Regions from separate parts of the Homo sapiens genome. Here region 1 is linked to region 2. Evidence: chromatin loops called from intact Hi-C (ENCODE). Cell type or tissue: endothelial cell of umbilical vein. All regions are shown on one strand. Each heading gives the region's core, and the rest is flanking DNA. Links, peaks and the distances in the headings are about the cores only.

Region 1 (16,569 bases), core at 3,896-11,895, 140 kb before region 2:
TTATTTAGTTTAAAAATTAGTGTTTTTTAAGAAGTTCAAACCCACAGGCTTTAATGGGTAGCCAAACTGGAGATAGGGATGACATCTATTTATGAAAGTTAAAAAGCCAAATAAAAATGTGCTCCTGATTAGGAGGCTGCCCATTACATATATGTGTATATATATATGGAAGAAGGGCACATGTCATGCCCATGGGTAGAGACTTTCTCAAAACACAATCACTGGTACACTTCAACACACGGTTGAACAGATGAACAGACGTTATATTATAAAGCATATCTGCAATTATTTTATCCTTGAAACTTCAAAAGTAATGTTACTGGGAGTCCATTGGTCCACAAACTCAATTTTGAATTAGCCTATGCCCAAATTTTAGTTTGTGTTGTATTATTACTAGTTCTTGCTGTCCTCTCACCCAGTGTTTAATGCCTACTAATCAAAACAGCCTCTCTACCTTTTTAAACTAAGATTTATTTTTTTATGGACAAAAAGTTTTTTCTTCCTGTCCTTATCGTAAAATTCGTGGTTGTTGCTTTGAAATTCCTCAAAATCTCTTGACTATAGACTTAAGTAAAATTTTTTAACCTATTTAAGTTCTTTAACAGTTCAAAATATCATGGCTCAAATAAACTTACTCTGTAAATCACTGCTGAATTTGAACTTGTGACATCTATTAAACACTTTACATTCTGCAATTATGTTTGTATTACATGGGTAGTTCACATTTTATTCTTTTTGTATTTATTAACTGCTTCAGCATTGCTTTAGATGTTCTGAGACATTTTAAAAGGGAAAATTACACGCAACAATCTCTGCAATGAGGAAGGTTTTGGTTTTTTGAAAGTCAGGGTATATGTAAATGAAAAAAATAGTGATATTTTTAAGGCCATGTATGAATAAATGACCAAACATGGTACATTTAATAAGTATTGGGATCTCTGAGAGAGAGAGAGAGAGAGAGAGAGATCAATATAGGCCAGAGAAGTCGGCCAAGCAGCCTTACAGATGCTAGGGACGCTGGGTTTTACTTATAAACCTTATAGACACTGGGTTTTAGAGCTATATTCTTGGTTTGAAATCTGATCTCAGCCAGTTAGTGTATGACTTGGGCAAGTCACTTGGCTTTGACTATCATTTATTGAATACCTGTTTTATCCAGGCATTGTACTACATTATCTATATTACCTTTAATTCATTAAACAATTATAGTCCTCTCTGAGAAAGTGACATTTAAGCAAAGGCACGAAACTAGTGTAATAGGCAAGAATGAGCAGGCAGCAGTGAGTGGTAGGATGGAGTGAGAAGAGAATAAGTAGTAGGAAATAAAGTGCAGGAACTAAACAGGGTGAGATCCATGGAGTGATGGGGAGCCACTGGAGGGTTTTGAGCAGAGGAATCCTATGATCTATTTTATGTCTTCTTTTTTTGTTTGTTTGTTTTTTGAGACAGAGTCTCGCTCTGTCGCCCAGGCTGGAGTGCAGCGGCGCAATCTCGGCTTACGGCAAGCTCCGCCTCCCAGGTTCACGCCATTCTCCTGCCTCAGCCTCCCGAGTAGCTGGGACCACAGGCGCCCGCCACCATGCCTGGCTAATTTTTTGTATTTTTAGTAGAGACGGGGTTTCACCGTGTTAGCCAGGATGGTCTCGATTTCCTGACCTCGTGATCCACCCGCCTTGGCCTCCCAAAGTGCTGGCATTACAGTCGTGAGTCACCGCGCCTGTCCTATTTTATGTCTTAAAAGGATCACATTGGCTGCTGTGTTGAAAATGGATTTTAAAAGGGTGAGGGTGGAAGCAGGGAAGGAAATTAGGATGTTGACATGAGAGAGAATGGTGGCTCAAACGAGGTTGTTAGCAGTGGTGTTAGTGAGGAATGATCACATTCTGCATTGTGGTAGATTGGATGTGGAATGCGAAGAAAAGGAAAGGATGATTTCATTTCACATTTTTTAATCCTCTTAAGAACTTTGAAAGGAACTATTTTTGCCCCTATTTATGAACTAGGAAACTAAGCACAAGGACTTAGATTTTACTTGACTTCAAAAGCCATGCAGCTAGAGTACAAAATGAGGTTTTAAATTCAGATGTGTCTTCACTCCAAAACCTATATTTTTTCTACTTTACCAATAATGGAAAATATCTAGTACAGTGCCTGCAGCATTGTACTTTTTTTCTTACTATTTTCTTTTTATTCAAATTCTTAAAAAAAAATTCAAAGTTAGTAGATAAGAATAGTTCACATAACTGTAGCTATTGTTAATTTAATAAATATGTGGCTATTTTATTAGGATAAATTATTGGCCCACTTTACATATGCTTCAAAATTTTGATACCCATGAAAGTTTTAAAAATGAGAGTATACTGGCATTTGTAAATTCTTTTACATAGATTTCTAAACTAAGAGTCTTACTAAAATTAATATTTCTAGTGTGCCTGGAAATTTCATTTTTATCAGTTTATGCATAACCCATGGAAATTAAATATGTTTATGTTGTATATATAAACATTATGCAAAATATGTTTTTAAAAGCATTTTCAATGCTAAAATCCTTGAACGAAGCATTATGTTTCAAATCAAAGTAATTGCTGTGGATCCAAGTATAAAACATTAAGAGATCATCTGACTTTCTTTTTCTTTTTCTTTTGTAGGTGTAAAAGGCTTAATCTCCAGCCTTTAGCTTATCTTTGGCAGAGAAACCAGGAAGATTTGCTCAGAGAGATGATATCATCTAACATTCAAGCAATGATCATCAAAGTAGCAGCTTTGGGTATGCAGCCAAACTATCAAGGGAGCTGTTTGTTGCCACATAGATGATCTCAGTTCACTAATAAGTAGTTAAAATGAACAAAGAAAACTGATTTAGAATATAAAAATGTGGAGTCACAGCTGAAGAAATTGAGTAAGCACCTTCCTTGCATAAAGAAAAGGAAGTTTTAAAGTGGTCTTTTGACCATTTGCCGAAGTGATTACTAGTAAGGCTTTTTTTTTTTTTTTTAACATATAACAGGTTCTAAAACTGATATTGTATTATAGTCCTTCATTTTAAGTTCTTTTTTTTTTAGGGTTTGGAATTTAGGCTTGTAGGAAACAGGAAATACAAGGGTTATTTTTGTTTTGTTTTGAGGTTTTTTGGAAGCTTTTTATAATATGTATTTGACACAAAACATTTTCCTTGTATTTTTTAGCATATTTTGAATAATGCTAAAATAGAATGATGGTTTTGTTTTTGTTATAAAAAATAAATAGGGTACTGGTTTTTGTTGGGGATGGTGAGAAAATCATGTTTGAGAAAAAGTTATCTGATTAGTTAGCATAGACACAGCAGGCAGGTGGTAATCTGATTCAAGTATGGACATTACATATGAGCACATTTAATTTATTTGGAATTTCTATAATTATATTCATTTTTGAGAAACCGTAGGGTTTGAGCCCAGTCTGTTCATTTCGTGAACCTGTTATAGAAAATGCCCTGAAACCTGAGAGTTCCCAAAGCCTAAATCATGTACCTCATTTGAAAGTGTTTACCTTGCAGATCTCTGAAATAACAAGGTCTCAAGCTGTAGAAGATTTTACAGATACATTCAGTTTTTAAATAAAATTAAGAGAAATAGTACAGACCCCATAATATTTCTCCATGGTAAATACCAAGCTACTGTATTCTTGCTGAAGTTGAGGTGTTGTCTTCAGTTGAAGCCTTTATTTAGTGAATCTGTAGTTGATCTCCTTAGCTGTTAAAACAAGAAAGATTGAGTGATATTATGTTTTTATTTCTGAGAAAAGGTTGCTGAGCAGCTCTCATGATTAACGTTATTATATTTGTCATATGAATTTCTATGTGACTCTGTACAGAGTATTCCCTCTTGCTTTTTCTTTGTCTCTCACTCTCTCTTTGAATTTTCTAAGATTACATAATTCCATAATGAAGTTCACGTGACGTCTCACTGAAAGGTACACATACTATTCCTTTTACTGCCCGATAGATAAAAGACTGGATTAGGACCCAGAGAGACCTCCCTTATTGAAAAGATAGTCAAAGAATTTGACCTTATTGCCATCTTTTAATAGTATATAACCGATATTGTGTGTTCTTTCATTTCTATCTGTGCCTCTCTGTAGGGATTAGAGATGGGGAATTAGCTTTATCAAGCCTTTGGGTAAAATGTAAAAACTGAGCTGATTTGTCTTTGGCATCTCAGTAACAAAAATATAGATCTGATTTTAACATTTACAGCACTGCCTGTGTGCTGACTGCCTATAGGTGTGCAAAGATGAAAGTTATTCTTTAGAATAATATTAAAGAAAGGTTTATTAAATGGCACAGTACTTCTGAAGACATAGAAACATATAAATGATGCAATATAGGTTGCTAAGCCTTTTTCCTCCCATTTAAAATTATCAGAACAATTTTAAATGGATTTAAGCCAAAAAAAAGGGACTTTTTTTGGATTTAAGCAAAAAAAAAAAAAATGAGACAATAAGACCTTTCTGTGGGGGAGAGGGATCAGTAAAATTTTGTGGACCATTTTTCTATGAAATGGTCTTATAATAGAAAAAGGTCAGTTCTACATGAATGCATACAAATATATTTTTTATAATTATGGTATGTAACCTTTATGTCTTATAGGCATCAATGAACTCATAAAATTTCTGGCTTCTTTGTTTCATTATAATGTTTTAAGGGACTCATCCATATTATTGACTGAAGCAATAGTGTGTTTATTTTTATTGTAGTATAGTGTTCCCTTGTGGGAGACTGTAATTTAATTAAATTTAATTAACACCACAATTTAATTGTCCATTCTATTATTGATGACATATAGGTAGTATCCAGTTTGGCACTGTGATAAACAGTGCTGCCACGAAGTGGTCATCTTACACATTTTCTATCCCAGACCTAGAACATCCTTTTTTTCAGGAAGCCCTGATTTCTTTGAATGTGAAATGATATATGTCTGTATGTGTATATCTAATGACTCATGAGTTCATGATATTTCACAATCAAATTCAAGACAACATAAGGATTATCATAATTCTGTATTCCATCACTGCACTCTTTCTTCCACAGTGAATCTTGATTATCAAGGTCACAAGAGATATTATTTATTAGAAAATCCCATAATTTTTGGGAACAAAAAGACCAAATAGCAGATCTATTATCCATTCTTTCCAGTAACTGGGGTAGGCTTCCTGGAAAGAAAGAAGAAAGAACTTCTATAATCTTTCTATAAACATATAATTATAGACCTCATGGCAAAAAACAAACAAAGAAACAAAAAATCACTAATGGTATTTACTAGAGGGGAAGAGTATCTTTGGACTGCTTTTAGCAGGATATATCTAGTTGCTAAAAAAGAGAGAGAAATGATAAAGGAAAAACGTGAGACCACTTTTACCTATTACTGGAAAACCTCCTGTTTCTTGAAAGATATATTTGTTTGCAAAGTAACTAAATTGATCACTAGAAAAACTATACTGGTTTAAGGGTTAGTTTGTTCAGTTAAATGATGGTGTAGTAACATTGACTATGAAAGGAAATAATGCTAGGACTCTACTTATAAGCTTTCTAGGATTGCGATATAGGAATGAGATGATGGGGGAGGAGGCAAGTACACAACTATATATCTTTCCCATTTCGTAGATTTTTTTTTTGTTAGTTTTGCCTGATCCAATGGTCCTAGGCTCGAGTTTAAAGTTGCACATACCAAAGGAAAGTGTTGTCAATGCACAAAACACAATATCAATACATTACATTGACAGTGCATATTCTTAAAGGCCTTTAGGGGTATGGATAACTTCACTCTGTGTAGGCAAATTAAGGCCTATCCATAAACACAAGCCAAGTGTCTTGTGATTCTTATCTGTCAAATCCTGTAATATCTGCCAAGGAGAAGTGCTAACAAGGCTGCTGTTTTACTGTCCCTGTGGGTTTATAATACAACCGTTGAGCCAGTTAGCCCAATCATGGGGAAAAGGGTGTGGGTCAAAACAGGTAATAGATGGAAATGGCGGGGGGGGACGTATAAGAGATAGAAAGGCATTATAAGTGAATTCAAGTTCTGTGGAGAGCTGTAACCATGTGACCTTCCATGGCAGAGCCTCAGAGCTAGAAAATAATAAGGTATTTGGTATCTCTCCGTGGTAAATACCAAGCTACTCCATTCTTGCTAAAGTTGAGTTGTTGTCTTGGATATCTCTCTCAAATTTGATGCTCACCTAACTGATGTTGAGAGAACACTCTGGATGTGTTTTCTGGAGAGAAGGGAAATTGGTGATGTATAGCTCTACTTAAAGATTCCACCTATGGCCTGTAATCCCAGCACTTTGGGAGGCCGAGGCGGGCGGATCACGAGGTCAGGAGATCGAGACCATTGTGTCTAACACGGTGAAACCCCATCTCTACTGAAAATACAAAAAAATTAGCCATGCGTGGTGGTGGACGCCTGTAGTCCTAGCTACTCAGGAGGCTGAGGCAGGAGAATGGCATGAACCCAGGAGGCAGAGGTTGCAATGAGCCGAGATCACGCCACTGCACTCCAGCCTGGGCGACAGAGCAAGACTCCGTCTCAGGAAAAAAAAAAAAAGATTCCACCTATGTAATCTAGAGGAATAAAATGGCAGAGTGCCCCTTGATGACTCAATGTAGGAGCAGTTCACTACAGTTACAACTCATTTCTTGGTTTATAGGCTATCCAGTTGTCCCTTGAACTACAAGGTGGTTAGGAGCACCAACCCCCTGCACAGTTAAAAAGCCACGTAAAACTTTTGACACCCCAAAAATTTAACTACTAATAGCCTGCTGTTGACCAGAAGCCTTACCAAAAACATAACAGTCCATTAACACATTTTGCATGTTGTATGTATTACATACTATATTCTTACAATAAAATAAGCTGGAGAAAAGAAAATGTTACTAAGACAATTATAAGGAAGAGAGGCCAGGTACAGTGGCTCATGCCTGTATTCCCAGGACTTTAGGAGCCCAAGATCGCTTGAATCAGGAGTGAGACCAGCCTGGGCAACATAGGGAGACCTATGCCTATAAAAAGTTTAAAAATTAGCTGGGCATGGTGGTGTGTGCCTGTAATCCCAGCTACTTGGGAGGCTGAGGCGGGAAAATCACTTGAGCCTGGGAAGTCAAGGCCTCAGTGAGCTGTCTTTGCACCTCTGCACTCCAACCTGGGTGAAGAGCAAGACCCTGTCTCAGAAAAAAAAAAAAAAAAAAGGAAAAAAAAAAAAAGGGAAAATACACTTATAGTACTGTACTGTATTTATCAATACTGTAAATTTATGTCATCTGTTTACAAAATGAATCATTGTCTGAAATTGCAGGCAACCACAGCTGCAGATCTTGATCTACAGAACATCAACTTTTTCTTATAATGTCATGACTTTTCTCTGCGTCTTGAGAACACATCCAGCATCACTAGTGGCAGTTCGTATGGGTCCCATGTTGTTACTCGAGGTTTACAGTATTTACGCTAAACACAATGAAATATATGCAAGAACCACTAGAGATCACTTTTTACTGTGATACACAATTTACTGGAGACAGAAACTGCTCTGCTCATGCAGAGATGATTAGCATCACATAGTATTTTAAGCAGACACTAGCAACACTTGAGCTCACCGCAGTGGCAATGTAAGTTGGCTACAAAATTAATACAGTAGTAACAATAGATAATAATAGTGAATTTTATGCAGTTATGATTTAATGCTGCATCTTTGTTTACCTTTCTCTCACCTGTGAATGATATGTGCGTGTTTTGATAAATTTCAACCTTTTATAATAGATTTGTATATATTTTATGGTAGTAAATGATAAAATACATGAACAGCTACATGTATTTCATGCATGCATGACATACCTTTCTCTTAATTTTTTCAGTATTTCTAGGCTACATGGTTCATATGTTGAGTTTTTTCAAATTGTCACACATCTCTCCAAATATACGTATTGAAAAAAAAATCCATATATAAGTGGATCCAGGCAGTTCATATTCATGATGTTCAAGGGTCAACTATTTACCATTCAGATCTCTTTTTTTTTTTTTTTTTTGATGATGATGATTTGACTATTACTAATTAAAGTACACAGATGGAGGATTCGGAACAGTAGGACTTTTGCACTCCTTGTGGACATAAATCAAGACAATATGTTGCTAAGACATCTACCTAGGTATAATGGAGAGCAGATTTCTACTGCCTGTTACAGCTTGATTTCCTTCTAATGTAGAATATGTGAATGTGAATGGAATTCATTTAAGGGAATTGGAAGACCACCTTGAGGGAGATGGATTTGGATGTAATGTAATGAATAAATGTTACTAACAACTCCTCTCTGGAGTTATGCAGAGTATGTTTGTGAAAAGCCTATGACACACCCAGAGAGAGCTGTATTTGATACATAATATACCAAATGACAATCTCATGATACTTTTTTGTATGTGTGCAAACTATTTTTCTAAATTGTACAAATTTTACTAATGTACCACAGTAATAACCCATGTTGTTGCTTGATGAGTATTGTCTCTGCTGTCTTGATATTCTGAAGGCATTTTTAGTAATGGTCTTGAGGACCATTACTAATATCATACCAAATCAGACCAAAATAATGTTCCTGAAAGCTCGTGATGAAAAGGATTTGCTAATCCAAATAGAGACACTAGAGGGAGCTCTCTTCCAGGAGACTGGCTGCATCTGGAAATGGCCCTAGAGGGACAAGAAAGCTTTAAATGACTGGACTCATAGAGTATTTAATGGAACATCATATTGGTCAACAGTGCAAGAAGAGGGCTTATACTCTTATGTAGGAAAGACTTTTAAATATTCCAATTGCTATGGAAGTTGTTGTTTTTAAAGATTCATTGCCAGCAGTTCTAGTAGCCAAGCTAATATTGAAGAAAGACTCTTGAATATTCCAATTGCTATGGAAGTTGTTGTTTTTAAAGATCAATGACCAGCAGTTCTAGTAGCCAAGCTAAGGATGCCCACTTATGGAAACACTATGGTTAGCCTAAATTATGGGACATTGCTGAACAGTGTGGCCTTTATATTTGTTCTCCAATGGCCGAAGTATCACAGATAAAAAGGGAATTTGTCTTTCTCATGCTACACTGATTAGAATTGGAAGGATAAAGGAATGACATTATGTTATCCTGAAGGGAGCTTGTTGCATAATGACATCTGGAAGCCAATAACTTTTAAAACCTATACTATGCTATGTATAATTATATCCTCAAGCCAAATGGAATCCCGAATTTATTGAACAATAATCTCTAGTCACTAACCTAGTCACTGTGACTATGAATGTGCATTTAAAAAGGTTGTTTTTGTTGGGAAGAAACAGAGAATGGTATTGTGATTCTAGTTGACCTCATGTGCCAATCTGGGCCAGAGTATAGCAGTGAAGGACCTGGAGAGCTGTTCTGATGGTCTTGGAACTCTACCTTATTTGTTAGGCTGCCTGATTACTTCTCTTCTTGAAATTATCAGAAAAGGTTGAAACTGGGTAAGGTGTCCAATTTGTTTGAGTCTGATTTGACAAGCTGTTATCTTGGTTTAACTCAACTTCATATTTATTTTGTATTACACTATAAAATAAATATCACATTGTATGTGGGGCTGTAGAGAACATATCCTTATGTTTCTGCACAGTTAGGACCTTCTGAGCAAATTTTACAGAAACTTGGGACCTAGGCTAAAAGATGAGCTTTAGAACTTAATTTATGACTGAACAGTTAAGTGAAAACTCCAGAGAGACTTACCTTTCTAGAGGTATCTGTTTACATTTCAAAGGAAGGGTTGAGACCAGGACCTTGGAGACATTTCTTGGGTAGTAAAGCTGGAGACACTAGTTTTTCCCCTCAGGAAGATTTATTTACATTCCAAAGTGTGAAAGCACATATCCTTCCCTTTACTTTTCCAAGGAAACTCTCAGAAGGGAAGGGACAACAGCTGCCTCTTTTTTCCTAAATCAGTACTCAGATTTATTTTTCCAGACCCCTTGCCTGTGGTAGATGAAATTACTTGCAAGATTATATCTCTTTCTCATCACCTTGCTCCTGGAGTAAGAGCTGGGGCAGAGAAAAGTCAGAACAGTATTATTTACTTATTCTTTGTAAGTAATAAAAATAATAATGTGTTCTGCTCCAGAGAACTCTTGTTGGGACTCAGCATACCAATAGATATAGATATTATATTAAAATGGTAACAATATATGAGACAATTTCAGAATAACAATGCTAATGCCACTACTGATGATATAATTTCTGAGAACAGTTAAAAAGAATTTTTTGTATGTGCTTTTATGAATTTCCCCTCTCATTTTTAAGAGATCTTTTTATCTGTATTGTCTGAGCATATAGCTACTATGACTACACATTCCTTATGTTTTAAGTTTTATGGAAATGTAATTAATACACTATGCATGTCACCCACTTAAAATGTACAATTCAATTTTTTTAGTGTATTCACAGGTTGTGCAATCATCACCACAGTCTAGTTTTAGAATTTGTGTTCCCCAAAAAGGAATCTCATGCTCGTTAGTAATCATTCTCAAGTTGCCTCCAACCCCTGCCCCACTGCTCCCAGCTTTAAGCACCATGAGGACTTTGTGTCTTCATATCTTTATAGATTTGCCTATTCTGGATATCTCATATAATTGGAATCCTACAATATGTGGTCACTGTGACTGGCTTCTTTCACTTAGAATAATGTTTTCAAGAATCATCCAAATTATAGCATATATAATTGAGTTCTTTTTGTTGCCATATAATATTCTGTTACAAAGATACGTTTATTTAGCCATTCATCAGTCCATGGACATTTGAGTCATTTCCATTTTTTCTTTATTATGAATAATGCTCCTATGAACATTTGTGTACAAGTTTTTCTTTGGACCTATATATTCATTTCTCTTGGGTATATACCTAGGAGTGGAATTTCTGTGTCATATGATAATTCTATGTTTAACGTTTTGAGCAACCACCAAACTGATTTCTAAAGTGGCTGTACCACTTTACATTCCCACTAGCAATGAATGAGGGTTCCAGGTTTTCACATCCTAGCCAACAGTTAATTATTTTCTGTCTTTCTTATAGCTATCATGGTGAATGTAAAGTCTTATCTCATTGTGGTTTTATTTTGCATTTCTCTAATGGCTAATGATGTTGACCATCTTCTCATGCATTTATTGGCCCTTTGTATATCTTCTTTAGAGAAATGTCAATTAAAATCCTTTGCCTATATTTTAATTATTTGTCTTTAGTGCATTGTAGGTTTTCTTTAATATATATTCTGAGTATAAGTCTCTTATCAAATGTGTGATTTTAAATATTTTCTCCCATTTTGTGGGTTTTCTCTTTACTTCTGGGTGGTGTCCTTTGAAGCATAAACATTTTTAGTTTTGACGTAGTCCAATTTATCATTTTTTTGTTTTGATTACATGTTCTTTTGATGTTATTTCTAAGAAATCATTGCCTAACTTGATGTCACGAGATTTACTCCTATGTTTTCTTCTAAGAGTTTTATACTTTTAGCTCTTACATTTAGATATGTGATTTCCTGGTTCTGTCCTTCTCCCACTGTGTTTGTATATATATGTATACACACACACATACATATATGAGCTCATCATTTTTTTTATTATACTTTAAGTTCTGGGATACACGTGCAGAACATGCAGGTTTATTAAATAGGTATACATGTACCATGGTGGTTTGCTGCACCCATCAACCCATCATCTACATTAGATATTTCTCCTAATGCTATCCCTCCCCTAACCCCCCACCCGCCAGCAGGGCCTGGTGTGTGATGTTCCCCTCCCTGTATCCAAGTGTTCTCATTGTTCAACTCCCACTTACGAGTGAGAACATGTGGTATTTGATTTTCTGTTGCTGTGTTAGTTTGCTGAGAATGATGGTTTCCAGCTTCATCCATGTCCCTGCAAAGGCGACGAACTCATCCTTTTTTATGGCTGCATAGTACTCCATGCTGTATATGTGCCACATTTTCTTTATCCAGTCTATCTTTGATGGACATTAGGATTGATTCCAAGTCTTTGTTACTGTGAATAGTGCTGCAGTAAACATACATGTGCATGTGTCTTTATAGTAGAATGATTTATAAGCCTTTGGGTATATACCTAGTAATGGGATTGCTGGGTCAAATGGTATTTCTGGTTCTAGATCCTTGAGGAATTGCCACATTGTCTTCCACCATGGTTGAACTAATTTACACTCCCACCAACAGTGTAAAAGCATTCTTATTTCTCCACATCCTCTCCAGCAACTGTTGATTGCTGACTTTTTAAAGATCACCATTCTAACTGGCATGAGATGGTATCTCATTGTGGTTTTGATTTGCATTTCTCTAATGACCAGTGATGATGAGCTTTTTTTCATATATATGTTTGTTGGCTGCATAAATGTCTTCTTTTGAGAAGTGTCTGTTCATATCCTTCACCCACTTTTTGATTGGGTTGTTTGTTTTTTCTTGTAAATTTGTTTAAGTTCCTTGTAGATTCTGGATATTTGTCCTTTGTCAGATGGATAGATTGCAAAAATTTTCTCCCAGTCTGTAGGTTGCCTGTTCACTCTCATGATAGTTTCTTTTGCTGTGCAGAAGCTCTTTAGTTTAATTAGATCCCATTTGTCAATGTTGGCTTTTGTTGCCATTGCTTTTGGTGCATAAGGCACATATTCCTGGTGGCTCCTCCCCATTCTCCCAGTGATCATGCAGACCCCCAGTCTGTTGCAGGCATGCCCAGGCAAGACCCTGTGCGGGTTCCCTTATCTGCCTCCTGCCTCTATCATTCCCCCTTCTAAAGAAGGACATATAACTGCCATTAGGATAAGGATAGGGATAAGGATAAAGACTGATCTTTACTGCATACTGCTGACAGAGGGGGTACTGTTTTGGGAAGACAGAATCAGATCTCCCTCAGAGGCCTATTTAAGGTTCCCCGCTTAAAGGGGGCCATTGTTTGAGGCTCCAGTTGCATGACTGTTTGGAGTTCGATGGCCTGAAGGCAAGAGGAGACAAACCTGGTTATTAGAAAACATGTCAAAACGAAACAAAAAGGGGTGGGTAAGGACAGTTTTTAAATCCCAAGGCTGTTGACATGCCTAGATAACTGGTGACTATAGTCAGGGTTGCTAAGATTTGGGTGCATGGGGCTTGGCTTTGGTTAGCCCTCTTTGTCTTATTTTCCCAAAAAGGAAACCTCCAGGTTATGGGCACCTTATTTACTCCCATCACCTGGCAGGATTTTCAGGATAATTGCTCAGAATTAAAATATTGAACCAGATTTTTACATTACCCATCCCTTTTGTTCCTTCTGAGCTGCAGCCAGAGATTGCTGGTTGGTTCACAGGAATAAGCAGTGTAAGCCTAAAATGTAGGCAAGAACTTAAAAAACAACTAATCAGTCTGGAATTTAATGATAAATATGTAAGTTTTGAAACATAATTTCTCTCCAGTCCTCATTTTTGTTAAAAACAAAGCATAATAGGATTGAGTTGTTTGCAAAATAACTTTAGTCTCATACTTGGCTTGATTATTTGCGTAATGTGGAGCAAAGAATAATTATTTCTACATGGGCTTTTTAAATTGGATTTGATGGAACTCTATTCTACAAGGAATCTCAGATAGGACTTTTTTTTTTTTCCTTTTTTAAAGCCAAGCCCTGCCATGGGTTTGTACACTTTAATGACTATGAGTTGGGTGAACTCCTCTCTTCTTGAGGTCCCAAGAACATGGGCTCCTGGACCTGTTAGCAAGTGACATTCTTTACTCACCACAGGTTAGGAACTTTGTACAGGGACTATGTAGACAGGGTATCTACTATAGACAGTTTTCCCAAGCGGTTTTTATTGGATCTGCAAGTTGAGCTTGATTCCTTAAAAGGAAGCATACCCTTCCAGTCAAAGCCTTGATAAAACAACCAGTTTCTCCGATTGCATCCTGTTGCAAGAGAAAATGGATTCTTATTGCACTGATGCAAATAACCATATTGTCATAAGTTAAGAATGCTGACAGTGTCCAAATACTAGAGAAGCCAGGCAGAGAGAAACAAATATGCTCCAAATTTTGTTCACAGGAGTATACCCCACTCTATTAAAGGCTATAAATAGCTCAAAATAAGTTGCCTTGACTCTGAAAACAAAATAAGTATCAGCAGTGTTTTAAAGAAAAGTTTAAAAAGCTTACTCAGTTTTTCATTAGTTCGGTCCATTCCATTAACTCGTGTTCTGTTTGATATTCATCAACATTTCAGCTATTAATATCAACCCTAATTTTCTAATGAAATCTTAAAGACAATTCTATCCAGTCTTAACCAGTTTGACCGTGAGGTGAGATCGTCATAAACCTTTTATAACTCTTTATAAATTTTGCTAAAAAGCAGATTAGTACCTTAGGAAAACTTTGTTGTGCTTTTATTTCAATGCTCAATTTACAGAAAAACCATATAATACCCTTTTGAATCTAGTCAGTGTTCACACACAGAATTTCTTTTGCAAGATTAATTTTTAGAAACCTTCCACAACTTGTTTAAACCTTTGGCTTTATTTTACCTAATTTAAAATAATCCTATAAACCCAGGTAAAAAATTACATTTTGATGGCATTTGCATTTTACCAGTAATCTCCAAGGCTGTTTCCGTTTCTCAAAGACTAAAGTCACATGAACTAAAAGGGGCACCACACTTTTTATCTTCCCTTTAAAAGATATTTGATCTAGGTGCTTATTTTCCTTTAGGCCAATTAATAAGAGCTCTCTTTTTGTAGACATCACACACAACATATATATAACCACACAGACAAACAGAAGCAGATCCAATAGTTATAGGATATTCTGTTTGCCAATCTCCTAACTGGGCTATTGGCCTCCAAATGGGGCCCTTTAAGAGTAGGGCTAGGAAAGCATGCAGTTTCTAGGACCTAATAAACAGGTAAAGCTGGAAGACAAAAACAAATTTTGAGAAAGATTCATCCGCCTCTAATTCCTGGGGCTCCACGAGGAAAACGGAGGCTTCTCCCAAAATGGAATCCTTGGCACCTTTTCTGTTTTTCCCAAGTAATCACAGGCCATCGCTTGAACCAGGGACATGGAGGTTGCAGTAAGCTGAGATCGCACCACTGCACTCCAGCCTGGACGAAAGAGAGAGACTCCATCTCAAAAAAAGAAAGAAAAGAAATGATCTTAGGGCCTCTCATGTGTGTATTAAGGGTGGCAAGACAAAATGGAGAAAAGAATTTAGTCAACTGAGAAAAAAACTTTTTCCAGAAAAACGAGATACAAGAAGAGAAAAATATAAAGGTCTTTAAATATACCTATGACTTGGGTATCCATTTTTAATTTAGCTCAGCGCTGTTTATGAAAATCCATTTAAATCCCTTATTATCCAACTTTAACCATGCCAAGTGGCCAGTATTTTGGCTTTCAAATTTTACCAAGGTAACCTCCCAGGGACTCAGAGGAAGGAAAATTCAAGGTGATTTGTGGAGGGGAAGAGAATCAACAAATGGTAAAGGTCATGCAAATATCAAACCAGAAAGAACTCATTCCCTAAGCCAGGACTGAACCTAGGCTGCCATTGTAAAATGGCAGAGGCTAGAACAAAGCACTGCCACATGGTTACAGGTCATGCTTCCAAGGACATAAAACAAGATAGAGGCCTGCAGCAAAGTTTGCCACTGACTGGTTTGCTGGCCTGGGTTGAACAACAGGCCTGTGGAGTACTAGGCCTGTATCTCATCCTAAGGTACCCCTCTTTCTGACAGAACCATGCAGAGTGACATGCAGAGCACACCAGTTTGGCTATAGCTTAAGACCAGCCTCACAAATCCTTTTTCATAATTAAAACTTTACAGAAAATATAAACAGTGATCCTTACCATTCCCTTTACCGGTTTGCACCAGGAGAGGGAGGCCAAAAGCCCAACTGGTAAGAAAAAAGTTTACTCTTTTGCCTGCATGTCAGGCTCCGGGGTTCCCTTCCTCCAAGCTCAGTCCCAAGCCAACCAGTTTAAGGTTTGGGAAATTAACTTCTCCCAGTTTGGAGCATACATCCAAGAGGACTGTCCTGTAGGGGGACCCAATTACTCATCTGTGAAGAAAGGACAGAGGAGGAAAAAGGAAAAAGAAGACATTTTTTTCAAAGGAGCCCCAGGACTCAGGGTGCATTCAAAAGAGGTTCACAATGAAGATGAATGGCTACTCATCTAGAAAGAGGGGAGCGAGGCGTTCCTGGTTCCATTTTCTTCCTAGTGAATACCGTGGATATGTGAGGGAGAGAAAGTGAGGCATCCCTCTTTCTTTCGTCTGAGTATCCCTGAGGCCCAGCAACTGTGACAGGGTGCCACCATGGGCGTCAAAGTGGCTTTCACCCATGTAAACATGGGTGCCTAGGGAGTGGGATTATCTGCTGTTACCCACGTACACCCTGTCTCCCCTGCTGTTAGTAGCCTTCGAGCTCCAAAACTTGGAATTGAGTTTGGGACAAAAATGTGTCTCGGGGGTTGCATGGACTCCTTATCATAAGCCAAATGCTAAGGAGAAGCTGTGGAAT
Region 2 (16,569 bases), core at 4,018-12,017:
TCACCATGTTGCCCAGGCTTGTCTCAAACTCCTTGGCTCAAGCAATCTGCCTGCCTCAGCCTTACAAACAGCTGGGATTACAGGGTTGAGCCATTGTGCCCAGCCCTAGAGAGTTTTTTGCTGGGTATAAAATTCTAGAAAGACAGTTCTCTTTTGGCATCTTGAAGATATATTTCCATTGTCTGTCTTTTATTATTTCCATTAAGAAGTCAACCATAATTCTTACTGCTATACCTTTGAAGATAATGTATAGTTTTGCCATTTATCTGTTTTCTGGTTTTTTTCTTTGTCCTTTGTCTTTGGTTTTCATCAGTTTTACTGTGCTATACCTAGGTGCTGTTTTCTTTGCCCGCATGTCTTTCACTTCAGAAATTCTTTGCCTTTATTACTTACATTGTTCTGTCTTATTTTTTTCTCTTCTGCTCCCTCTGGGACTCTAATTAGATACACCTTTTTACCAGGCCTATATAGCTATAATCTTTTCAGTATTTCCATTCTTTTTACTCACCAAGTTTCAGCTTAAATACTTTCTGGCATTTCTTCTAAATCACTAAGCCTCTCTTCAGCTTCCAGTATTCTATTTAACCTATTTATTAAGTCCTTAGTTTCAGTGATTACATTTTTTTAAGTTTCAGGTTGCTTTTCAGTTCTTTTTTATACATTCCAGCCAGCTCTCTGGAATCTATAAATTATTCATCCTATCATCTATTTTTGACATATTAATCACATGTCTTTTTTAAAACAATTTTTTCTTGATGCATAACAGATGTCCATAGTTTTGGGGTACATGTAAATAATTTAATACATTCATATAATTTGTAGAGATCAAATCAGTATACTTGGAATATCTATCACCTTAACTTTTTTTAAGATTCTAGAAACACTTGAATTATTCTCTACTAACTATTTTGAAATGTACAATAAATTATTGTAAACTGTAGCCACCCTAATGATTTATCAAATACTAGGTCTTATTTCTTCTATTAAACCATGTATTTGTACCTATTAATCAATTTATCTTCATAGTTCCCTTCCCCCTACCCTTCCTGGCATCTAGTAACCACCAATCTACTCTATATCTTCTCAAGATCAACTTTTTTAGTTCCTACATTGAGTATGAACATGCATTACTTGTCTTTCTGGGCTTGGCTTATTTCACTTAATGTAGTGACTTCCAGTTCCATCCATGTTGCTGCAAATGACAGGATTTGGGCCTTTTTTGCAGCTGAATAATATTTCATTGTGTATCTATACCACATTTTCTTTATCCGTTCATCTGTTCATACACACTTAGGTTGATTCCATATTTTGACTATTGTGAATAATGCTGCAATAAACATGGGAGTGCAGATAGCTCTTTAACATATTGATTTCCTTTCTTTTGGATATATACCCAGTAGTGGAATTACTGGATCATATGGTAGTTCTATTTTTAGTTTTTTGAGAAACCTCTATACTGTTCTCCATAGTCACTCTGCTAATTTACATTCCCACCAACAGTGTATGAGGGTTCCCCTTTTCCACATCCTCACCAGCATCTGCTACTGCCTGTCTTTTTGACATAAACCATTTGGACCGGGGAGAGATAATATGTCACTGTTGCAAAGTAACTGCAGTTGCGGACTATGAATTTTAACCATTATAACTATGCTCAAACACATCTTTATTAATTAAAATAGGAACCATTACAATCAACACATTTTTGCCAATAAGAAATAAGTTTGTTTATTCCTATGGTGTAAAAGTTTGTGCTTTAGGATTCAACAAACTCTTGGAAAGCATTTTCTGCATTCTGCTGGTTGTGGAAGCATTTTCCCTGCAAAAGGTTGTCAAGATGTTTAAAGAAGTGGGAGCTGGTTGGTGAGAGGTCAGGTGAATACGGCGGTTGAGGCAAAACTTTGTAGCCCAATTCATTCAACTTTTGAAGTGTTGGTTGTGCGACATGAGGTCAGGTGTTGTCGTGAAGAACTGGGCCCTTTCTGTTGACCAATGCCAGCTTCAGGCATTGCAGTTTTTGGTTCATCTCATCAAGTTGCTGAGCATACGTCTCAGATGTAATCATTTCGCCAGGATTCAGAAAGCTGTAGTGGATCAGACCAGCAGCAGACCACCAAACAATGACCGTGACCTTTTTTTGGTGCAAGTTTGGCTGTAGGAAGTGGCTTTGGAGCTACTTCTCGGTTCAGACACTGAGCTGATCATCACCAGTTGTGGTATAAAATCCACTTTTCATCGCATGTCACAATCCCATCAAGAAATGGTTCATTGTTGCACAGAAAAAGAGAAGACGACACTTCAATACAATGATTTTTTTTATTTTTGCTAAGCTCTTAAGGCACCCACTTATCTAGCTTTTTCACCTTTCCAATTTGCTTCAAATACCAAATGACCATAGAATGGTTGACACTGAGTTCTTTGGCAACTTCTCGTGTAGTTGTTAGAAGATCAGCTTCAATGATTGCTCTCTGTTGTTGTCAACTTCCGACGGCTGGCCACTGTGCTCCTCATCTTCAAGGCTCTTGTCTCCTTTGTGAAACTTCTCGAACCACCACTGCACTGGACATTTGTTAGCAGTTCCCAGACCAAATGCGTTGTTGATGTTGCAAGTTGTCTCCGCTGCTTTATGACCGATTTTGAAGTCAAATAAGAAAATCACTCGAATTTGCTTTTTGTTTAACATCATTTCCATAGCCTAAAATAAACATAAAATATATATCAAGTAATAAGTCATTAGCAAAAAAAATGAGAAATATGCATTAAAATGATGTATGACATAACCACATGTATTTAAAAACGTATTCCAATATCAAATGGCAAATTTCAACAATGCTAAAACCACAATTACTTTTGCACCAACTTACATTTCTCTGATTACTGATATTGAGTATTTTTTCATATTTGTTGACCATTTGTATGTCCTCTTTTGAGAAATGTCTATTCAGAGCTCTTGACCATTTTTTTAATTTTCTTTTTTTTTTTTTGCTATTGAGTTGTTTGAGCTCCTTATATATTCTGGCTATTAATCCCTTGTATGATGGATAGGTTGCAATATTTTCTCCCATTCTGTGGGATGTCTCTTCACTCTATTGATTGTTGTCTTTGCTGTGCAGAAGCTTTTTAGCTTGACATGATCCCATTGGTCCATTTTTGCTTTGGTTGCCTGTGCTTTTGGTGTCTTACACAAAATAAATACTTGCCCAGACAAATGCCCTGGAGTCATTCTCCAATGTTTTCTTCTAGTAGTTTCATAGTTTCAGGTCTTAGATTTAAGTCTTAAGTCAATTTCGATTCAATTTTTGTGTATGAATAGCCCTGTGCACACACAACATGATTTTTTTTAGAAAAACCTAAAGATGCCACCAAAATAATGTTAGAACTGATAAATGAATTCAATAATTGCAGGATACAAAAATCAGTAGTGTTTATATACACCAACAACAAACAATCTGAGAAGAAAATCAAGGAAACAGTCTCATTTGCAATAGATACGAATAATATATAATACCTAGGAATCAATTTAACCAAAGAACTGAAAGATCTGTACAATAAAAAGTATAAAACACTGATGAAAGAAATTGAAGAGAAAACAAAAAGAAAAGATATTCCATGCTCATGGATTGGAAGAATTAATATTGTTAAAATGACAGTACTCCCCAAAGCAATTTACAGATTCGATGTAGTCCCTATCCAAATACCAAGGATGTTCTTCACAGAAATAGAAAAAAAAAAATCCTGAAATGTATATAAAACCATGAAAGACTCCAAGTGGCCGAAGCAATCCTGAGCCAAAAGAACAAAGCTAGAGACATTACACTACCTGATTTAAAAAAAAAAAAAAAATTTTTTTTTAAACTGAGTCTCACTCTGTAGCCCATACTGGAGTGTAGTGGTGTGATCTCACCTCACTGTAGCCTCTGCCTCCTAGGTTCAAGCCATTCTCCTGCCTCAGCCTTCCAAGTAGCTGGGATTACAGGCACCTGCCACCATACCCAGATAATTTTTTTTTTGTATTTTTAGTAGAGATGGGGTTTCACCATGTTGTCCAGGCTGATCTCAAACTCCTGACCTCAAGTGATCCACCCGCCTTAGCCTCCCAAAGTGCTGGGATTACAGGCATGAGCCATTGCGCCCAGCCTGACTTCAAAATTTACTACGAAGCTGTAGTAACCAAATCTACATGGTAGTGGTATAAAAACAAACACATAGACCAATGGAATAAGCTAGAGAACCCAGATATGAATCCCTACACTTAGAGCCAACTTATCTTTGACAAAGGCACCAAGAGCATACAATGAGGAAAGGACAGTCTCTCCAATGAATGATGCTGGGAAAACCAGATAACTATATGCAAAAGAAGGAAATAGAGTTCTTTTTAATTTTAGCAAATAATTTCAATAAATGAGTCACCTGTGGATCTGGGTTTTTTCCCCTCCTGTCCTGTTTTGTGTCATGTCTGTTATTCCTTTCTTTATTAATGCTGAATATTGTATTTGTTAAACTGTAGTGATTCTGGATAATGTTACTTCTCTCCATGAATCTGTTTGGCCAGCAGAGTGTTGGCAGATTATCTTAATTCTGGGACTCAATTACAGATTTCGTAATACTCAGCCTGCCTCTTGTTTATCTCTGCTTTTCCAGTTTGTGGACACCTGGATTCCCAGTTGAGATCCTGGGGTTTTTAATCAGAATCCCTCTCCCTTGGAGGTTTCTAAAATCTAGCTTTTGTCTCCATAGGACTGTGAGACTGTGGAAAAACCTTGCTCAGTCCTTCACTGGCTTTCTGCCTACCTTATTATACCCTTCTGTAATTCAATAATTGTACAAATCATTCAGCAAATAATTTCTTATTCTTCAGCTCATTTATCTTTTGGAAATGCATGCTTTATTGTTTGTACTAGGTTTTATAAAATAATTGCATGCGTCATAAAATGTATGCTTTTAAAATATAGTAGCTTTCCTTATCTCAGCATTTAAAAAAAGATGAAACTTCTTCATATAGTCTGTTTTCCCTGGTACCCAAGTAAAGTTTGTTTGTTTTTCCTGTTCTATTTTTTTTTTTTTTTTTTTTTTCATTTTCTTAACCAGGCTTCAGACTCTGTATCATTAAAGTAGTTATTCGTGTTTGGATAGTCATAAGATTATAAAATTTAGCGTTGGAAGGAACCTAAGACATCATCTACTGTTGGCTAACCTCCCACACAGTGCAGAAATGTTTTCTGCAGCATCCTTGGCATATGCTCATCCGGTCTCAATTTGGATATCTTCAGCAAAGGAGCTCATCATTTCCTGAAACAATCCATTCTGTTGGACAACTCTATTTTAAAAATCCTTATGTTGAGCTAAAATATGCCTCTTTGTAACTTATACTCATTTAATCATTGTTTCAAGTTTTCCTTCTGGAATAAGTCAAAACAAGAGAACATTTCAGATAACTGTACTTAAAGCAGATCTTAATGCCATTCCTGTCTCTCTCGCTCTCTGTGTGTATGTCTTTTTTTCTTTCTTGTCCCAAAGCATTGAACGTAAATTTCTAAACTTGGATTAATAGTCATAAGGAGGGCATCTATTTGGTAATAATTTTTAAATTAGCTTTATTGTAGACAAATTCCTCTGATATTTGAAGACAGAAATTTTTTTGTAATTATCTTGAATTATATTTTTGTATAGAAAAAAGAGTAAGAAGACTGCCATTTATTTTCAAAGATGGTACTGTATAACCACTTGTGGAGATGTAGAGGAAAAAAAGCAGTCTTCAGTTGCCAAGATGTGATTGAAATCTGAGGGGGTGCATTTTTGTTTTCAGTACTTGTAAATTGCCTTTAAAACCTGTTGTTTTTAAATTAATAATTACCATAATCATATGGCACCTAATGTTTATTGAGTACTACGTATAATTCATGTATCTTATCTCTCCTTTTAGACTGAATTCTCCGCTCAATAATAATTCTCCAATCTCTTTTAGTATAACTTATGATCTGGTTTTTTTGGGTTTTTTTTTTTGTTGTTGTTGTTGTTGTTTTTGAGGTGGCGTTTCACTCTTGTTGCCCAGGCTGGAGTGCAATGGAGTGATCTCGGCTCACTGCAACCTCCTCCTCCCGGGTTCAAGCGATTCTCCTGCCTCAGCCTTCTGAGTAGCTGGGATTACAGGCATGTGCCACCATGCCTGGATAATTTTTTTTTTTTTTGTATTTTTAGTAGAGATGGGGTTTCTCCATGTTGGTCAGGCTGGTCTCAAACTCCCGACCTCAGGTGATCCACCAACCTCGACCTCCCAAAGTGCTGGGATTACAGGCGTGAGCCACCACACTCGGCCAATTTATGATCTAAACAGAACAGTGAGCATTAAAGAAGGTACTATTAGTAATCAGAAGGTAGTATTAGTAATAGTCATTCTTTTTAAAGCTGAACTTCAGGTTATTCTATCAGCTAGTACTATTACACAGAAATTTATATATATGTGACATATTGTTTTGAGTAGTTCTAAAAGGCATTCATATAAGGTTATTATGTCCTGTCCTGTTTATGATTTAAGCTTCCACCTACATCCTAACCCCTTCTTCACGTTCATAATTGCAATGTAGTTTTGTAGGCAAAAATTGCTACTTTTTTTGTGACCTGCCAAAAGTGAAAAAAGATCCTCTTTTCTCGCCCCACTGTTCCTCAGGTAAAATGAGAGAAGCCACAGAGCATGCAAGGCTGGACTGCCTACCCTAGAACAGTCCCTTACTGGCCCTTTTTAAGATGTGCAAAAAGATGGAGTTTGAAGAGTTAAAGCTGTTGTAATTATAACCCTTAAATTTCCGGAGCCTGGTTAGAGGACAGCATGGGGAATGCCTAGTGCTTCAATTATTTTGCAAAAATGCCATTTTTGTGAAATGAATCCCACTGTCCCTAAAGAATATCCATTCTCGTTCTACGTGGTGTTCTCAATCTGGGCTACAAAATTAAGTGGTGCTGATGGATGAGTTTCATTCTGATTTAATTGGTCTGGAATGGGTTCTGGGTTTCCAAGTGATTCAAATGTTCACCTAAGTTTGAGTCACTGCTCTAAAACTACTGTGACACAGGGGGAAAAAAAAGTTTTCTTCTAGGCCCAAAAGTTGTGATTTCAAGAGCTGGCATAAGAAAAGTGCTACTGACAGCCAAAAAATGCACACAGGAGGATCCCACTGATTATAGATATTCACATTTCAAGATCACATCACTCTGAAACATCTGATTAATTCTAAAGGTAACTTTCAGAAATGTGCCAGGCACTTAAAAGTCAAAGGGATTTTATTTTTACCAAAAAATATGTCTTTTTAACCTCAACCTGTGAGGAATCACTTTTAAGATCACTGTTCAGAAAATAAACAACTTAATGAATTAGTTCCATTTTGCAACATTTCATACTCTAGAAATTTCATCAAAGAAATGATTGGCAAACTTTGAGGAAAATTGGTTCATCTAACTTCCTTTTGTTAGTAGAGGAGAAAAACAGCATGAAATACTTATTTCCCCCTATGCCTTTTCGCTCTTTAAAATGGGTTTAAGGCAGTTACTATGAATTCTGTCTCTAAGAAGGAAAGTTTCACACAACTAATTTTCATTAGGAGTGATATGAGATAATTATCATACAAACATGCTTCCTCTTTTTATGCTGTCTTTTCTAATTTATGCATTGCCACAATCAGTCATTCTACCTGTGCTAGCTCTAGGATGGGTTGAGGAAAATATTTTTTTCACTTGAATATTAAATATTCTCTTTCTTAATGACCTACTTCATCATGTCCTTTGCTCTGTTTTCTTTTCCTGATATCATTTTCTTTTCTGAGAAAATTATGTCTAAAAACGGTAACTGCCAAATTATGTTTGACCCATTGGTTAGGCATTTCTGATTCTAGCTGCTAGAATGGAATGAATCTTTTAGGAGCCAGCAGCTTAGCTCTCACACCAGACACTGGTCCAGAACACTGCCAGAAGGCTGCACTGCAATCAGACTTCAGTTGTGAGAGTTCTTAGTTTCCTCACGCTCCTCCCTCTGTGAAGTATATTTAGCTGAGCTTGTGCATATGACTTCAGTTCATAAAAAGTTTACAAGTGCAGCTGGAATGCTTAGCATCTGATTGTTACATAAATAAGCATTTGAGAATGTATGTAAACTTGACAGTGTTAGTACCAGATGTTCCAGTAACACAATAATGTACTTTGAATGTCCGTTCTCACTCTCAGCTTGTTTATTTTGGCAGTACTTCCTTATCTGCTAACTTTCAGATAAGCATATATTTGCTATCTCCATAGTGTTGATCCTCTTATTGTTACATTCAAATTACATTTATTATATTTAGTGTGTAGAAGTACAAATAACAGAAGCACTAAGACCTAAAATCATTTTTACATATGTCTCCTTAAAATACAAACTATCTCAGCTCCTAAATGTTTATGGCATATAAAGAAGAAAGAATCTTCTCTGGGTATAGGTATAAACTCATTTCGGTAGGAATTGTCTTTCCAATTATGGGTTATCCAAGTACTTTTTTTTTTCTTTTTGGCCACCAGGCACTTAAATTAAGAGATTTCTGTTACTGTAAAAATTCCCCTGCCTTCCTCAGGTCTTCCCCACCCCTCACCATACCTGACAATTGTTTTGTTTTGCTTGTTTTGGGAGGGTTACTTTATTTTATTTTTGGTTGGAAATAAAAATTGTATACATTTATGAGATACAATGTGATATTTTGCTATACATTTACATTGTGGAATGATTAAATCAAGCCAATTAACATATCCATCACCTCACATACTTTTTTGTGGTAAATCATAGAAGCTTTTGACATTCTAGAGGTTTTATTTATTTATTTATTTATTTATGCAGTGACAGGATCATAGCTGACTGCAGCCTCAACCTCCTGGGCTCAGGTGATTCTCCCACCTCACCTTCCTGAGTAGCAGGGACTACAGGCGCACGCCACCACATCCAGCTAATTTTTATATTTTTTGTAGAGAGGTTTCACCATGTTGCCCAGTCTGGTTTTGAACTCCTGGCCTCAAGCAATCCTCCCACCTCAGCCTCCCAAATTGCTGGGATTACAGGTGTGAGCCACCATGGCTGACCAGAAGTTTTTATTTCCTCAGAGGTTAATTGTGCAGTTATTTCAGACATGCGGAAAAGTAGCATGAATAAGAATGATACTAGAATGTTCACATATCTATATATTTTGTACCATCATTCACCTGTTGCTGACATTTGCTCCATCTGCATTACCAGATAACTGTGCTCACTCATTCTCTTTTATCTCTCTGAATATATGTGTGTGTGTGTTTGTATATATGCATATATATACACACACATAAGATATGCATATATGTATATGTGTATACACATGCACAACACATTTTTTCTGAACCTTTTGAAAAGTAGTAGCATGGTCCTTTACTCCTATATACTACAATACCTAAAAATAAAAATTTCCTAAAAATAAAAATATTGTTTTATATACAAGTAAAGTTAAAATTGATGCATTTTTCTAATCCTTCATCTGTATTTCAATTTTGTTAGTTAACCCAACGATATCCTTTATACTGTTGTTTTTCCTCAGGAAAAACAGGGTCGGGACTGTTTTTAGGACTCAACCTAGGATCAGGTATTACATTTAGTCTCTTCAGTCACCTTTAATCTGGAGCATTTCTATAAAGCTTTGTTTTGCTTTTATAGCATTCAAATTTTTGAAAACTGTAATTCCATCTTTAATAATAGAGAATTCTTTGTTTTGGTTTTACATGATGTTTCTTTGTGGGTAGATTGAGGTGACATGTTCTGTGCCCAATACAGAGTGAGAGATGATGTGCTCTTCTCAGGGTGTCACATCAGGAGGCACACTATATCCATCTGCCCTCAACGGGGATGTTAATTTTGATGACCTAGTCAGAGTAGTGCCCAGTTTCTCTACTGTGTGGTTATCAGTTTTTCTCTTGCCACTAATAAGGAAACAATTTAATGTAAATATACTAGATTACAGCTTTTTAAATGACTTGAACTAAACATATTTTTGTGATTGTACTGTGCACAGTCATACTATAAAAGCCCTAAAGTTGCCCAGACTTTCCTATCTACTTTTCTTTATCCCTGAAATGCTCTCTTTCCTCTCGGCCACCTCGCTCTGAAACTGCCTTTGTTCTTAAGGGCCACGTGACAACATCCACCCAGTCTTTTTGCTTCCTGACTTTTCTCAGTCTGAGCCTGACTTCTGGAATCAGACTGAACATGTTGGGTGTGTTCTCTGCAGAGAGCTCTGCTGAGGTAATTACAGGTTCTGGAAACCATAGTGACCTGAACTTTACTGAGGGAGGTAACCTATTTGGAGATAAAGTCCAAATATGGTCAAGAATGAAAGCAAAAGTTTGAAGCCAGAAAGTCAATTCTTAGCCTCAGAATGGGAGGTTATGTAAGGCCCCAAAAGGGCAATCAATCATGAAATTCAAAGCCAAAATCAACAGGTTGAGAGACGTGGTACAATTTGTGTTAAGGCAATAGGTTTAGAATTAATGCCCTGAGGTTGATAGAGGTCTGTCTTTATGTGAAAACAGCTCTGCAGCAAAGACACAAGCCTGATAGCCTAACAGAGCCTGACTCTGCCCTGCTTTGGCTTTGAATGATAGAACACCATGACTCAATAAGGGGCATGACCTCAGAGAGGGTAGAGCAGGCTCCCAATAAGAGTAAGCATAGTGAGGATGCATGGTGCAGTTCTAGAAAGAAAAGAGCCAATTGAGTGCATCACTTGAATTATTTCCCTTGGTGGGAAATGTATTTTATTTCTATGTAATATTATAAAAAACAGTTTAGAAACACACTGTATTATAAACTTTAAGCTCACTTCCAAAGATACAGGAGAACAAGAAAAACATGCATGAAGTTAGTAAAAGTGATCTAATTAGCATTCTTATAGAATGAGCTGTAGATTTACTGGAGTCTTACTAAAGGGAAAAATACCAGAGCACCAGACTAGCACATCAATCATTTGAGATTGTCTGACAGTCTTGAAGAGGATATCCTGGCTGCAGAAAGCACACTGCTGTCTTAAGGCTAGGGGCCCAGGTCAGAACATAGGAAGAACAAAAGATGAGCAGTTTTGAAAGGAACCAGCTGGCTTAAGGTGATCCAAAGTGCACAGATGTTAAAACCTTAGTGTTCCAGCAATACAATTACCCAAAACAAGAATAACAGAATAACCACTACAAAATTATAAGACTCGATTTAGCTTTTTGACCCTTGAGGTCTGAGTATTTATGTCATGCTAATTTTTTACTACTTTAATGTAATTATATTTTGTGTCTTCTGGTTGATGGCTATAAAAAAACAAAATTTCTTACAAAAGTTGAATACTAAATTGTAACTGATCTTTATTAGAGATATGTATAGAATTCTGTCTATGTGAGATCTTAAAGATCTTTCGTGCTTTTTAAATGGTCTAAGCACAATAACCAATACTTCATAATTTCCTGTGTAATTATCTCAAACTTCCTCATACTTAATACAGGTGGTTTTATGGCAAGTCAAGAGATGGTAGATCTCAAGTCAATTATGAACTTCCTAAATTGGTAATTGAATGTAAAACAGAATAATCTAAAACTGAAAACTAAAGTGGTTTGAATCACAGGAATAATCAGGAACTAAAAACATACGAGATTTGGAAAATGTTAATTTTGTTGTTTCACAGTGTGAGTATGTGGTTAAAGTCATGAAAAATAGCTCAACATTCTTTAAGACCTTAGTCATTGTTTTCTATTTAATGATGTTGAACACTTTGTGAGTGTAAGGGGTGTTATTAATAATTATTTGGAGGCAAAACACACCCTAGAAAAGAGTTACTGTGTGCCCTTTAAAGATATTTAAAATGAAGCATCATCTATAGTAGAACCAACAGCGTACTACCTGACTTGAGACAACAAGTTTACTTACTCAACAGACATTATCAAACACTTCAAACCTTTATGGATATCTCAGTACCTTTAATGAGTATATGAGTTGGTCATGTAAAAATTCCATGTTGTATTCACCATACCATACAAGGAGATCTCCCTTGCTGTCATGTGAAGATGTGAAAACAATAATATTAAAAGTGTCCCTCTGTGACTAGTTGTCTATATTTTCAATTCTAGGGCAGAACAGCATAAAATAAGCAGAATTACAAGTTTGATTATCAAACTCTGTAAGTATATCACGTTCGTTTGTTATTTGTATTCAGAGAATGTGAGGGTGAGACTATGTAATTTAGCTGCAGCTTGCTGAGTTTTGTTTTTTTTTTTTTACCATCCAAATAGCTTCATAGAGATGAGCTTTGAAGAATGGCTTAAACATACTGTTTTTTTATTTCTTCTCAGGTTAGTGTCACTTCAAAAATAAAAATAAAAATAGGCACTCTTACTGGAACATCAGGAGTAATGCTGGGTATAAACAGGATTAGAATATACTTAACTGTGGTAATCCTTCCCGACACACATAGAGATGAATTGATAACTGGATTTGGCATTTCAAATATTTTTTACCAAGGCAAAGGCTTTAGGGTGTTTTCTCGGAATTAGAGAGTTTAGAGATGAAAAAGGTACCATTTATTATTTTCTCTTTCTGTCAGCTTAGGACTTCTCTTTGCAATCATGTTTATAATACTGGGCCTGTCTGTTCTTAAATGTTTCACCTGTTGAAGGATGTTCCATCAGAGGGTGTGCTAAAATCTTAGATTGTATGTGCCAGAGGTTTTGACTGAATAATATTCTGATAAAATCAAGGAAGGTAATGTATTGGAAAGGAACTTGGGCTTACAATCAGCAGTAGTGAGTTCTAGTCAGGAATCTGTAATATAATCTGTACATGATCTTGAGCAAATCACTTAGTGTCTCTCAATTTTCTGTTTCCTCATGTGAGATGTGAAAGGTTTTGGCTAGCCTATATTATTCAGTTTGTTAGATAATCAGATAAATATATCATTTAATCAAATTAACCACATCAGTGTATCAGTTCAGCCAAAATATTTGTCATTTATATAAGAAAGACTATAAGAAATCAGAAAACTAGATTTTTATTTTCTTAACAATAGTACTACTTTGCCAAGTAATGGCAACTTAAAAGAGCTTTCTCTCAAACCTGGCAGTATTACACCATTTTTGCTACAATATTATTTTCAGGAATATAATCACGGCTTACCTATTACCAGGGCCTTAGAGTATAAATGAAAAAAAAATGATTAGCTTTTGCAATCCTACTTTATCCTGGGACTCAATAAAGAAAATTAGTATCCTTCTTTAAAAAAAAAGGGGAAAAAAGATGACTATATTCCCATTCCTCCAAAATATAGAATATCAAATGAAGAGTAAATAGACACTAACCTCTCCTCCCCCTTTTTTTTTTTTAACTCCAGAGCTAACTGATCTGAATAATTTTCTCTTCACCAAAACTGGTAGAATATTTTACTTTATCATCAGGTTATTTTTGATTGCAAAGCTGTAACGTCACAGTATACTTATACTGAAAAATGCATAGGATTTGGAATCAGGAGATCTAGCTTCAAGAATCTGTTCTATTACCTCATATATATATAATTTGAGTAATTTCTTTAAAGGTTTAAGGAAACCTTTGAATCTTGGTTTCCTAATTACTAACAAGGCAGTAGCAGTAATATTTGTCATTGGAACGTCTATTGGTAAGAAATTAAATAATGAATGTGAATCATAAAGACTAGTATGCCTTCTTATTAGCGCTATTATAAAAATATTTTAAAATATTTTATATTTAATAAATTGTATTACTTTCATCTGACTACATATAGATAACATCGCACCTTTATAGACAGTATTATTAAGTTCAAATATTAAAGATGGAAGGAAGGAAGAGGAATGGAACTAATATTTCTGGAGCACCCTGCCACAGCATCATGATGGAAAAGTCAGGGAGTGCTTTATTTTCTAACTCCAATGTAATGTACTTTCTAACTGCTGTGTAAGAGACAATGCACCACCACATTGTCACCTGTGTAAGAGAAGGAAACTCAACCCTTTGGGGTTCTTAAATTGTAGAACAAAGAAGACTTGCCCCAATATGGAGAAACTCTAGTTTTTCTTGACCACTTCCTTTCTGCACCATTTCTCCAAATTTTATTTTTTAATATAGAAACCATTATAAGTATATAGCTTACAAATCTAATCAATATGTTTCCACACAAATCTGCAAACTGATTTGTATATAAGAAGACCCTATTCAAGTTTGAATTCAGGTGGTTATTTAGCTGAAATGCCATGAGAAAAAAAAAAAAGAAAAATCGTCTTCATTGTGAATTTGAGATAATTACTTTCAAAAATCACTGCAGCCCCAATCCAAGAAGGGACCACAGGGTTTAATTGTGGGTGTGCTATTTACAGATTAATTAGGACATTTAACTTCATTTTTTATACCACAGAATTAATCCCATAAAAATTAGTGATCTCGAAGGAGTCAGTTGTCAAACTCTGACAGGATCTCTTTGCCATAATCTATTAAAATGCTGCTTTTATCTTGTCTTGCCTGTGTCATATTTTATGGATTTTTTCATAAACACTGCCTATACTTCATAAATGTCTCAATTTTCTAGTCTATTAACATTACTTCAAAAGCAATTGATAAAAGAGTAGGGCATGCATGAAATAATACACCAATAATGTGAAGTGCTGGAGGCAAGAACAGTGGGTAGGATCTGCACAGCTTGTGAGCTGAAACAATGAAAGGATGTTTTATCTACTACAATAAAGAAACAAATGATCATTTTTGATAGTAGAAAAGAGATTGCTAGTAATTGGGCAGATGAAAAATGGGTTATACAGAAAATACAGCATAGTTTGAAAATGATAACTGAAATGAGAAAATAAATGTCCCCAAGTATATATTTACATTAGTGGAAACCTTTTCCCTTTTGTTACCAAAGATTTGGTATTCAGTTTGATTTGTCTTAGTTCTAGATATGATGGTTTTATTCTATATATAAATATTTCCTTTGTATGCATATATTTTTACCAAACCTATATATGTATTTTATGTATTGACTACAATAAATGTTGGAATTTGGTTTTTAAATCTTTTTAATTATTATTATTATTATTTTGAGATGGAGTCTCACTCTGCCGCCCAGGCTCGAGTGCAGTGGCACTATCTTAGCTCACTGCAACCTCCGCCTCCCAGGTTCAAGCAGTTATCCTGCCTCAGCCTCCCAAGTGGCTGGGATTACAGGCACATGCCACCACACCCAGCTAATTTTTTATATTTTTGGTAGAGATGGGGTTTTACCATGTTAGCCAGGCCGGTCTCAAACTCCTGACCTCAAGTGATTCACCCACCTTGGCCTCCGAAAGTGCTGGGATTACAGAGGCATGAGCCACCACGCCCGGCCTAATTTTTTTATTCTAGTTTTTGAAGTTATTTTAATTTTTCTTTTAATGTATAGATGATATGTCTATAGCATCCTCTTTAGATTTCTTAAGCCCTAATATAAGACCTAATATAATTAAATAAGAATCTTAATTTGGATTTGTACCACAAATTTAATTGAATAAACTGACTTTTCAAAAACTTATTTGGTAATTATGTATTTAAATCAACTAAATGAAAAACAAAGAGGAGAAAAGTCACTGAGCAAGATGCAGAATTCCTAATTTTTCTTTCATGTTATTCTTCGTATTTTACCACCTGACTTAGCTAAATAAAGCCAGATATTGTCTGAGCTTTCATTCTTAAGGCATCATGTTATAAACAGAGTGACCTTAGAGCTCAGTATGTCTGCACAGTCCTGGTGTTTTCCTGTAATTATCAATAGCTCCTCCTTTCACTTTCATAAGTGTCCTGGCTTGGATGACAAAGTCATGGTTACCTATTAAAATATGTGATCAAGTAAATATTGGAAGAAATGTTTGAGTAATACATACGGTTTTAAATTTCTCAAAACCTACATAGTACTATGTAAAATAATTAGTGTGATTTAGTGTTAAGGTCTTTGGTTCTTGATTCATATAATTCCTTTTTTAACTTGGAAATGAGACCATTTTCTTGTTGCTCAGATCAAGAAATAATCTCAGATAACTCAAGTGTGATCATTCAATTCTAATACTTGAAAAGAAGATGATTTTTCTCATGCCTTGATAGATGGTGATAGAATACATTGCTGAATTGTCCTAGTGGCACTCTATAAAACAGGTAATGTAGTGGGGTGAAGTACAGGACTCATCATAATGATGATGCCATGTGTGCCTGTAAGCTTACAGGGGCACAGAAGATCATGACCAAGGGGGATTCTTTAGTTCTCAAATGTTGCAAAGAATATTTGAAACTCCCTGTCCTTGGTACATAACTTATGGAAACAGTCAACAAAATTATGTGGAAAATATCCAGACTTACCATATGGGGTGAAAGATAATACCCAACGTAATAGTTTATTAACTTGACTTAATTCCCACTTCTCTCCCATTTGTCTTTTCCCACGTCAGGAAACAGCATAAATACTCACCCAGTTGCTCAAGCCAAAAACATAGGCATTTTTCATGTTCTCTTTTGTCCATTACATCCGTAAACAA

Evidence for each region. A loop is a pair of places that touch in the nucleus more often than their neighbours do. Peaks named below come from ENCODE experiments on the same cell type or tissue, not always from the same donor. Only the 100,000 strongest peaks of a DNase experiment are listed, where the experiment ranks them.
Region 1: it touches region 2 in a loop (4-fold over the local background); 35 of 110 quality-filtered maps call a loop at or near these places.

What each region holds. Positions count from the first base shown.
Region 1 is chr15:35,436,883-35,453,451 of GRCh38, reverse strand. DPH6 (diphthamine biosynthesis 6) reads left to right here. Exons shown (of 9, transcript NM_080650.4): 5 at 2,649-2,767. Among named protein-coding and RNA genes, the nearest start is that of MIR3942, 73 kb to the right of the region's middle. In endothelial cell of umbilical vein, for the core only: a CTCF peak has its summit at 8,657 (motif pointing right); a DNase peak (open chromatin) is centred at 8,661.
Region 2 is chr15:35,300,512-35,317,080 of GRCh38, reverse strand. It overlaps a transcript of DPH6 not described here. Among named protein-coding and RNA genes, the nearest start is that of MIR3942, 64 kb to the left of the region's middle. RefSeq lists a silencer at 8,019-8,313. In endothelial cell of umbilical vein, for the core only: no CTCF peak of the experiment used is centred there; DNase peaks (open chromatin) are centred at 8,150, 10,270, 10,630, 11,020 and 1 weaker place; H3K27ac peaks cover 4,516 bases.